Regions from separate parts of the Mus musculus genome. Here region 2 is linked to region 1. A link is a loop called in an ENCODE intact Hi-C map of the cell type or tissue named here. Cell type or tissue: left cerebral cortex. All regions are shown on one strand. Links, peaks and the distances in the headings refer to the core of each region. The heading gives the core; the rest is flanking DNA.

Region 1 (5,371 bases), core at 205-5,204:
TGCATTTAGAAAACAAGCACCTGGTGAAAGGGCAACCCCGTGGTTCAGAGTGGACCTGGAGCGTGAGGAATGTATCACAGATTTTGTGTGGACACGTGACTATTATGTCTAAGGGCCGGGCTCAAACACTTCCTGCCTCTTATCTTTGAGGTGAAGGGGAACCTTCTTTGAACTGGTCAGAAAGGCAGGAAGGGCCTCAGGTCTTCAGAGAGGGCATAGTCTAAGAAAAGATAATGGCTGTGTGACAATCCTCCACATACCCAGGGGCCAAAAGCCGTCAAACCCAGCACCAAACCCAGACTACAGAGAGGCGCTGGATTCCCAAGTGAAAGGGCATTTGGAACATCAAGAGTGAAACTGTCTGTGGGATGGGGTCCTTGAATGAAGGCCATGTGGGACAGGGGGTCCCACGCAGGCACACAGACTGTACAAGGGTGCCTGGAGTTTCTCCCTCGGGGCCAGTCTTGAGTCAGCAAACTTTAAGCCTGAAAACCTAACATGCTATTAAGGTTTCAGAAAGTGTTGTAAATTCAAATAAAAAACCCTCAAGAGGGTTACACAAAGTCCAAAGCCACACTACCCTCAGCCCAGGGCAGGGACAGCGGGTTCATCATGCCATTGGCCAAGCTAACACTATCCTCAATAAACTGCTGATTTCAACACTGAACCACATAGAAACAGGTTGTTTTGATTTCCCTGGGGACCAGCCAGGCTGGGTGGAGAATCTTGGGGGGAGGGGTGTTTAGGGAACTCCCACCCCTTTTAATCAATGGTTGTATCTCAGTTGATCCCCTCTGGGCAAGGAGCTGGACCGGGTCACATGAACTGCAAGGTGAACAAAATCCAGGGTGTCCCCAGGGAAAGCCAACATCACCTGCTCTCTGTCACCTCCAGAGTAGCTGGGGGTGCACCGTGGGAAAGAGGCAAGGACAGATGGAAAGGGGGAAGAGGGCGGGCATCCCCACAGACAGAGCAAATATCCAGATTCAAACGAAAGCTGAATGTAATTACTTGGTTAATTAAATATTGACTTTTAACTCAAAAAGTGATTAAAACAAGCTGCAGGAGAGCCAGTCCTGGAGGGGTGGGGCCAATCAGAACTTTCAGGAAGTGGGGAGGGGGAAGGGGGAAGGCGGGGGTCACCACAGCCATGCTCTGTGCAGAGCGTCCTTCTGTGTAGGGAGACAAGGCTCTCAGGGTCCCCTCCAGGCAGAGATCACTAAGCAGACCCATGGCCCCGCGGGTGGCTCCTTCCATCTGCCCACTTGGAGCCTCCTTTCGCCACCAGCCGCCCTCGCAGGGACTAACACTACCATCCGCGCTTCCCTGGGTGACACTCCGTGCCTGGTACACTCAGAGCGCCACAAATGCTTGTCGAATGAATGAATGAATGAACTACTACTCTCTAAACGAAGTCGCAGTCCCCGCTGCAGCGTCCCCTCCGGGCTTCTGGAGCCCGCGGCGGACGCAGGTCTGCAGGGCGATGGGTTCTGACCTGGCGCGGGAGAAGTTTTACGATTTCATTTGTCCTCCGTTCTGCGAGTTCCTAGTCCCTGCTTGCTCGGGTCCTGCCCGGACAAGCCACACGTGGTCTGGCTTCTAGCTGGCCCTCTGGATCTAAACCTCAAGGGGTCAACCGGGCCATGCTCCTGCAGCCCGCGGGTCCACGCGCCCTTCCCCGGGAACCACCGGGGCGCGGGAAGTCCTCCCCTAGCCGCCCAGCCTTGCAGACGGGGTCAAATCGGTCAGCCCCACTGAGGCCGGCCGGTACCTAAACCTCCGGGTAACACCCTCCCTGAGCCGGGCAGCGGGGACCGGCTGGGCTCACCTGAACCGTGCTCGCCCTGGAATCTGTGATCCGGGCCCGGCCCCGCGCCCCACTCACCGCGCGGCCCCCGCGGCCTCACCGCGTCTCTGCCGCAGCCGGGCCGGGCCGCGGGGCGTAGGGGACTCTGCCTTGCCGCTGCTCCAGCCGCCTCCGCGGCATCCCGGCTTCTGCTTCGCCCCGCCCGCCCCGGCCTCCGCGCGCGCCAGGACCCAGGACCCAGCCGCCTCCCGCCCCGCCGGGGACCCGGCGATTCAGCCATCGCTCCTCACCTCCGCCGCCGCGGCCGCCCCGCGCCCCGGCCCGAAGTCCCGGCGGCTCCCGGCCTGCTGCCTGCCGAGCCGGTGGCCGGCCGCGCTCCCGCCGCCGAGCGCGCACCCTCGCGGGCCCGGGGCGCACTCACCCGCACCCGCTCCCGCTCGCCCTGGGCGCGGAGTTGAGGCTGATGTGCGCTGAGCAGGGAGCTGCCGGCGAGCCGGGACCGCGCGTGCGTGTGTGCGCGCGTGTGTGCCACTCGGACCGGGGGCGCATCTCTTAGTCCACCAGACACCGGCGCGAAGTCGCGAGGGCCATGGATCAGGCCCCCGGGCTGGCGCGCAGAGAATCCAGCCTCTTTCCGCTTTTTCGTCCTCCTCCCTCCCAGCAGCGAGGAGCCAAGTGTTCCCTGAGGCGTGCGACAGCCCCGGCCCGGCGCTGCCCCTCGTAATGACACGTTAATAAATGTTTTCTTTTATCCGCTTTCACAGGGGCTCGCCCTGGTTTGCAAACACCCGGCAGCCTTAGCTGAAAGCCCCGCGCTCGCCTCTAAACACACACGCACACACTTGCCATTGGAGACGCCGGCTCGGGCCGATCCCCAAGCTAGATCGCGGGAGGAACTGCCCACGCGCCTGGGACCTTCCCACGCGTCTCCGAAGCTCTCTGAGAAATTAAGTTGAGCTCAAGCGAAAGCAGAAGCGTTGCCCAGACATGGGCCGGGAATGGGAAAGAAAGGGGAGGCCGGTTCCCTTGGTAAAGGGAGAACTCTGACTCCAGGTGGTGCTGTCTGCGCGGTTTCTGCCGTCCCCGAAGCCACCAGAGGCTTGAGGGGGCCCTGGCTGCCAAGGGTGGGTGAAGAGCCTCACAGAGCCCACCAGTAGCTTCAGAAAGTACAGCTGATGTGCTAGGGGGTTATCGACCCTGCGGTGGAACGGGGCGGGCCTCGGATGGAAACGTAACCCCTGAAAGTCTTCCAAGATGTTCATCCATTTATAGATACTGAAATCAAGACAGAGCCGTTAAGTTATTGGCCCAAGGTCAGATAGTTGGATCAGGATCTGAACCCAAGAAGCTGAGCTCCGGAGTTGTATCTGACCCCCCAGGCTGCGCTTATTTTCAAGATCCTCCTTCCCCTGGTGGGATTTTTCTAGTTTTCTGATGGATAGCGTTTGTCAAATTCACGTAGTAAAAATAACAGGGCACCGATGGAGATGCACTAAAATCACGTCCTCGCTGTTTATCTAAAATTCAAGCGGGTTGTCTGGACTGCGTGGGGGGCTCTCGACTCCGCCCATACAGTCGTTGTACTAACCCTGAACTTGCTTTCCTAAGCCGGGGGCAAGCCCCACCTTTGGCTAGTGTAGAGTCCTGGCTGGATACAGGATGTTAGGCGTGAGTATTCGCTTTCATGAACCCCCCCCCCCACCCTCCACCCCACCCCCAGGCATTCCAGTCTCAGTGCTGCATGAGAAGGGGCTGGGCCCCTGCAGCGCTGTTCATTGGATGCTTGGGGCAGAGGGCTCCCATCCTTGAGATTCTGAGAACTTCATTAGAAAGCACAAACACACAAACAAACATCAAATGTACAGTGCTGGTGCACGCCTGCAATCCCAGCTCTTGGGAGGCAAAGGCAGGAAAATAAAAAATTCAAGGTCACCCTTATCTACACACAGGGTGATTAAGACCAGTTGGAGGTCCAGGAGACCCTATTAAAACAAAACAAAACAAAACAAAACAAAACAAAAGGAAAAAAATCTCAGAAAATAAACCAATAAAACAGATAGAAAAGCAGGTGTAATCAGTTTCAACATCCCAGACATTTAATTGAATAATTAAATTGATTAATTTATATATCCTTATAGGGTCAACTCAGACAGTATTCTCGTGGCCCACATCTGTGATGCCTGCACTGGGAAGGCTGAGGCAGGAGGATCACCCAAAGTCAAACTTTCTATATAGTGATACTGTCTCAGAAGCACACGAAGCAACAACAATGTATACACTTGATCTTTTTGTATCCTTCTCTTTTTCTGCAACAGGTAACTTTACATGCTATACCCATCCTGGCTTGGGGTTCTCCTCCCAGGAAGAACAGCAGGTTCTGTGGCCAAATGGAGAGCTTTGCACCTGGTCATCACATGAAGTGTACATTCATAGTTTTTGGAGAACATGTATGCTCAGAGATGACAGAGGCTTGTACACAGCCCACAGGCTGCACCTGGCTTTGAACCACATGCCTTATTTCAGCAGTGACTTTCTAGCAGGTCTGCAGTGTCCTATTGCGGTCTGGGCAGGAAGGATGCAGAATGGAATCTGTGCCCTGTTTGCTCTGAGGTTCTAGAGAATGCTCTAGAAGTTGGGGATTTACATCAGAAAACACTAGGACCACACCCTTGCACTTCAGACTTGACTCTCTGTAGATGGGTGTGCCCAACAGAAATTCCAGGAAAGAGGGCAGTTCTCAGTCTCCCAGTTGGGACTGAGCGCTGGAGGAGGGTGGTATCATGTGATTTCTCTTATGTTTCTTTGTTGTAATGGAAATGGAAAGTGGTGGCAATGCCAGCACCTGACCACTTTTCTTCTTTACAGAGGAGGAGACAGAGCTTAGGGACAAGTGTGTGTGTGTGTGTACCTGGGTGTGTGATTCAGGGAATCATTAATCAGTTAAGACAATTGACTTCCCCCTAACTCCTAGTGCACACCTAACCCTGCTGGTCTGGGCCTCAGCCTGTTGCCTGGGCTCTTTCCAGGAAGATGAAAACGGCTGGCCCCACTCAAGAACTTCTGTGTCGATCTAAAGATGTGAGGGACTTCAGGGTCAGAGTCCCCCAGCCTGGGGAGTCACTGTCTCTTCTACAGTTCATCTCTGGCCTGGGTGGGCTACACAGGGTCCCCAGGACCTGAGTTTCCAGCCCCTGCCTTCTAGACACTTGGTCCAGGCCAGCCTTTCTTCTATGACCCCTGTGCTCCTGATTAATATCCGTCTCTGCAAATAGCAGAGCTGGGTATACAACCATGGAGCCGTCTGAACTCCAGACTCTCAAGCTAACACCCCCATTGTTGGTTTAACCTTGAGAACCTTTGTCCTGACACCCCTATGCCTTGCTTTTTCTCTGTGGCAGTGCCTTGGTGGCTCACTCCGCAGGACATCGTGGGTGCTACTTACCCTATGGGGTCCTTTGCATTGTTATGCCCTTGGTTCTCTGGCAATGGCGGGAACTCCTGTGGGTCTTTCTGCATCCTGGCCCACAGGTTGAAATGAGTCAGACGGTCTCAGCTTTTTTGGCT
Region 2 (5,371 bases), core at 182-5,181, 260 kb after region 1:
CAGCTTCCAGAATCTGGAGTCAGGAGGCTTCTGCAGAGATGTGGCTTCTGGAGGGGATGTGGTGACCTGCAGGACCTCACAGTGGAGCCCTCAGTGTGAAGAATCTGCCACAGACACATGTTCATCTCCCACCACCCCCACCCCCGCTACTTCTTCCCCAGGGACGCCCTCATGGGTGGAGGGCATTGGAACCAGAGAGCGGGGACACCCTCATGGGTGGAGGGCATTGGAAGATGAAGCTCTTCCGCTCTCACCTAGTCATTAATACAAGCGTGGATCACGGTGGCTACTTGGCTACTGTCAGTCAGCTATTGAAAGCAGGGAGGCGAGAGAGACAGAGCTGATGTTGGAGCCACTTTGTAAGGACAGACAATTGTATTAGTTCTGCTGTGACAAAATTCCTAAGCAAGGCAACTTAAAGGAGGAATGCTGACTTAGGCAAGACCACATCAAGAATGCTAGTGTCTCAGACCCATGGGTCAGGGGAATGTGTAGGCCTTCTGGTCTGAGAACAGATCTCTACAGAGCAACTGACCAATAGCTAAAAACAGTCTGTGGAGAAAATACTTACTGCAGATCCCTCATCCGAGGTGACCACAGCCTTAGACAGCTCCCCTACAGCGATGGCCCCACTGAGATGAACTCACCCACCTCCTCATTAGCACCGCGTATGATAAACCCACTGAGCTTCCTGACCACTGCCAGTGCGGCTTCACCAGGGCATACAGCCCGCCAACCCCAGCGTCTGTTACTTGTGGCCGTCATTTCTTCATTCCCTGTTGCTCCTGTCAGGTCAGTCCCAGAGCTGTGCAGGTCTCAGCATTTTGGTCCATGGTCAGTTGACTCCATTGATTAGGTCTATGGCAAGACAGAGCACTGCAGTGGGAAGCAGGTGATGGGGGAACAGTGACTCCCCTTCCAGAGAGCAGGAAGTGAACGGGGGAATAAAGAGCCAGGGTTCCAACATCCCTTTCTCCAATGGGGTCTCACCAGCTAAAGGCCCCACTACCTTGCACCTGCATCATCAGCGTCTGCGGACATCTGAGAGCCAACTCACTGGAAAGACACTCATGCCTGGGAATGGGTAGGCCTGTTTAAAGCAGCCACTCTGCCCTACAATGGGTCAACTGGATATTATTCACTACTGTGGGCTGAATTCAGAATCCCACCTTCAAATGGACCACAATCTCTATGGTTTTATTGTGTGTGTGTTTACACTTTTTATTGACACATGTTAATCACACACTGTAAGCTTCATTATGATGTCAGTTTTGGGATCTATGTTGATCTGTTCCTTGTCCCCTGCCCCCCATCTCTTGCCGTTGCCCCCCCCCCCCCCCGCGCCTTGCAGATTCCCTTCCAGTATCTCTCCAGTCCCCTTTCACCTTCATATCGTTTTTTTATGGTGTTCTTTTTAAAAAGATTTATTTATTATTATATGTAAGTACACTGTAGCTGTCTTCAGACGCACCAGAGGAGGGTATCAGACCTCATTATGGATGGTTGTGAGCCACCATGTGGTTGCTGGGATTTGAACTCAGAACCTTCAGAAGAGCAGTCAGTGTTCTTAACCACTGAGCCATTTCTCCAGTCCCCATATCTTTTTTTTTTTTTTTTTTTTTTTTTTTTTTTTTATTGAGTCAGTAGATTTAATCATGGTTGCTTACAGGGACATGGTGAGGGGTGTTTTACACAGAAACCATGCAAGTATCTCAGCCACTAAAGACAACGTCTCTCTCTCCCCGACAGTGACCATGAACTTCATACAACCGTATGCGCATTTGTTGCAGTGATAACTTATTAATAAAAAAGAGTTCCAAGGGTGAAAATACCGCACGCCCCTGTCAAAATCTATTAGAGGAGTTTGAGTTTAAAGCAAGAATCGGATGGGGTGAAATTCCAGCACAGTTAGAGCTGAGAACTTTCTTTGATCGAGAGAGAGAGAGAGAGAGAGAGAGAGAGAGAGAGAGAGAAACCCTGTCTCGAAAAACCAAAAAAAAATGCTTGAGCTGATTTATTTATTTATTTGTCAGCTTGATATAAACTTGGGTCATCTGGGAAGAGGGAACCTTAACTGAGAAAATGCCTCCGTAAGATTATTCTGTAGACAAGTCCTTGAACCTTTTTTTTTTCCTCCGTAGATGATTGGTGGAAGAGGGTTCCGCCCACTGTGGGCGGTACTACACTTGGATTGGTGGACAGGGGCGCTGTTTGCAAAGAAGCTGAGCCAGTCAGTAAGCAGCATGCCTCCGTGGCCCCTGCTTGAGTTCCTGCCTCCAGGTTCCAGCTTTGAGTCCCTGTCCTGACTTCCCTTAGGGATGGACGACAATCTGTAAACTGAACACACTCTTTCCAAGTCGCCTGTGGTCATGGTAGGGGAGGAAAAGGTTGCTGGGTGGTCAGCATAGCTCATCTAGAAAGGGAGAGAAGCTTGCTGTGGGGGGATGAGTTGGATCCCCAGAACCAGGGAAAAGCTTGGTTCAGAGGCAGACCGTTGGAAAATTAGCCATCCGTAGGAAGATCCCAAGGCCCACTGGCCTAGCCTAATTTTCAAGCTTCAAGCAGGTGAGAGATTCTGTCTCAAGGTTGGTGAGCCTGAGGAACAGCACCTAAAGTTGACCTTTGACCTTCATGTGCACGCACACCTATACACACACCTGCACACAGAGAAAACGGAGAGGGACTGGAGGGGGCGGGGCTTAGCCAGAGCTGCACATGCCATTAGGATTGTGAGAGGAAGCCTGCCAGGACATAACAGAAATTTGCAAAGCCCCGAGAATCTCATTTTTCAACCGGCAATCACAATATAAAGCAGTGACTCCGTGTTGATTCGCTCCTGCTGTTCTGCAGGCGTTGTGCTCAGTAGCACTTAACCGTGTCTAGATGCATGTCTACACGAGTCTCGGTCCACCGCTGCACACAGCAGAGACTCTCATCATCAACTCCAGCTGTGGATGGAAACGCTCCTTGAATATCCCGTCCAAGTCACTTACAGGCTGCCAGAGCGGGGGACTCTGAAACCGCAGTTCTCTCTGACCCTTTGGCTGTCTGCCCCATATGTGTGTGTGTGTGTGTGTGTGTGTGTGTGTGTGTGTGTGTGTGTGTGTCTGTTTTGTTTGGTGGGCTGATGCTTGACGGGGCCCAGTAAGGGTGAGTGTGTTCGCTTTTCATAAGGCAAATTTCTCTCAAGCCCTGCTGGGCACTGTGGGAAGCCCTTTGCCATCTTATCTGTTGGTAAACCCTCATCTGCTCTGGCTTCCCAGCAGAAACCTGACCCAGCATGCTGCCAGCCTCCATTTTGACTTGGGAGGATTGAGGCTCCCCTTCCTGCTCTCCTCTCCATATCTCTATCACAGAGCCCAGCTCCCTCTGCCAGCCCACCCTGGCCAGCAAATGAGTGCCCATTCTTACTGAGGGACCCTGGAGCTACTGTCCTTCACCCGAACTCCAGGGGACAGATTCCTGGTTTTGTTCATTGCGACCACATGGTGCAGGTCTCAGTCTCCACTCTCCTGCTCTGTCTCCAGCTCGTTACTAAGCAGAACTCTGTCTACCCAGATGGTGCTCTGGTGGGAATTTCCTAAGACAAAATGTCAGTCCCACAAGCAGGACAAAAAGGTGTTTCTGGGCTAGCTGTGACCAGCTAGTATTCTGAAGGCTGAGGCAGGAGGATGAGTTTAAGACCATCTGGACTACATAACAGCCCTTTGACACAAAAACCCAACCAAAGGAGAAGGAGGAGGAGGAGGAGGAGGAGGAGGAAGATAAAAAGAAACAAAAAATAAAAATACAAATAAAAGTGTTTCTTTTGGATGTGAGCATGTGTGTGAGTGTGTGTGTGTGTGTGTGTGTGTGTGTGCACATGTTGTGCAGGTACATATGGATGTGTGGAGGCCAGAGTGTTACACCTTGGGTGTTATCTTCACAAATACCATGCATCTCTTTGAGACAGGGTCTCTCACTAGCCTGGAGCTCACTAAATAAGCCAAGCTGGAGGGCCAGCAAGCTGTGGGGATCCCCCTGTCTCTGCCTTCCCAGCACTGAGATTATAGGCGTACAACACCACATGAGCACCACAGGGGGAAGCATGTGATGGGGCGAAGGCAACTCCCCTTCCAGAGAGCAGAAAGTGAACGGGAGAATAAAGAGCCAGGGCTCCAGCACCCCTTCCTCCAACAGGGTCTCACCAGCTAAAGGCCCCACTACCTCACACCTGCATCATCAGTGTTTGGGGACATCTGAGAACCAACTCAGGTCCTCCTGGCTGTGCAGCGATCACTTTATAGACTGAGCCATCTCCCCAGCTCCTAAAAATGTACCTCGGTGTTATATAAACATGGACGTTCTACAGGTAAAACAGTGCCTCCATTGACATGTTGGACCTGGGCCCCTTCTGCCTCGTCGGTCAGCTCTGCTCAGGACCAGACTTCTCATGAGGGCTCCAGACGTGGGCTGTGCCCAGCCTAGTGACAGGGAGCAAGTGACAGGAAGGGATGCTGTCTCCTGAGACACCTCTCAACCAGAGCACGGTACTCAGACTTACCTTGCATGAACTATAACTTACTGATGGACCCAGTAGCGTGTGTGCTGCTCGGCTGCAGGAAATCTCTGGACAGAGAAGTTACAGATATCTGAGAGGCATCCATGGGACTGGCAGTACTTTCTGCTCACGTGGCCCTGATGTTTCTTCTCCACAGTCCCACACTCTGGACCTACCTCTCACATGGCTTGGGGAACCGGGACACAGTTTCCTGTCCGTGAGCAGCCCTCCTCCCCATCCCAGAAACACCCTCTTTTACCAGTTACTAACATCAATAACCGTATTTTCCAGGGACACCTTGTCCTCCGGCTTGTCACATTTAGAATTTGTGAGAACATGCTCACAGATGGCTCTCTATTGATTTACTATCCAATTTTCATATTCTGGAGCAAAAATAACTGTTTCTGTTCAACCCGTCTGTCGGAACTGAGGTGGGCAGGAAAGGCTCATGCCCAGCAGACACGTGGGTGGGGGCTCCATGGCGCCCACAGGCATTCAGATTTAGACGACACGAGCTACACGTCCTCCGTCACTAGGTCCCCTCTGGTTATTTAACAGGGACAAGAACTACATAGATACTAGCAGGAGCTTACAGTCTCTGAGACAGAAATTCTGGCTTTTAGGAATCTACACACAGTCAGAATGCAGTCTAGACTTCCCTTGCCAGCAGGTACCCTGTACACACACAGAGCCTTCTTAACCTCAGAAGTTTCCGTGGAAGTCTCATGTGGTGCGGTGACCATGTGTGACAACCATGCTTTATCTGTAGAAGAAGTCAAGGAAACATTTCTTTGTTGTTGTAGGTTTGGTTTGGTTTTTTCGAGACAGGGT

Evidence for each region. Hi-C counts contacts between places; a loop is a spot of excess contacts. Peaks named below come from ENCODE experiments on the same cell type or tissue, not always from the same donor. Only the 100,000 strongest peaks of a DNase experiment are listed, where the experiment ranks them.
Region 2: it touches region 1 in a loop (3-fold over the local background); 1 of 42 quality-filtered maps calls a loop at or near these places.

What each region holds. Positions count from the first base shown.
Region 1 is chr2:166,152,850-166,158,220 of GRCm38, forward strand. It overlaps Sulf2 (sulfatase 2), which reads right to left and starts at 2,834. Exons shown (of 21, transcript NM_028072.5): 1 at 2,654-2,834. In left cerebral cortex, for the core only: a CTCF peak has its summit at 2,856; DNase peaks (open chromatin) are centred at 795, 1,352, 1,525, 1,538 and 3 more places; H3K4me3 peaks cover 2,982 bases; H3K27ac peaks cover 2,805 bases.
Region 2 is chr2:166,412,851-166,418,221 of GRCm38, forward strand. Gm30796 (a long non-coding RNA gene) reads left to right here. Exons shown (of 4, transcript XR_375242.3): 4 at 2,142-2,353. Among named protein-coding and RNA genes, the nearest start is that of Gm30796, 11 kb to the left of the region's middle. In left cerebral cortex, for the core only: no CTCF peak of the experiment used is centred there; DNase peaks (open chromatin) are centred at 2,795, 3,564 and 4,981; H3K27ac peaks cover 363 bases.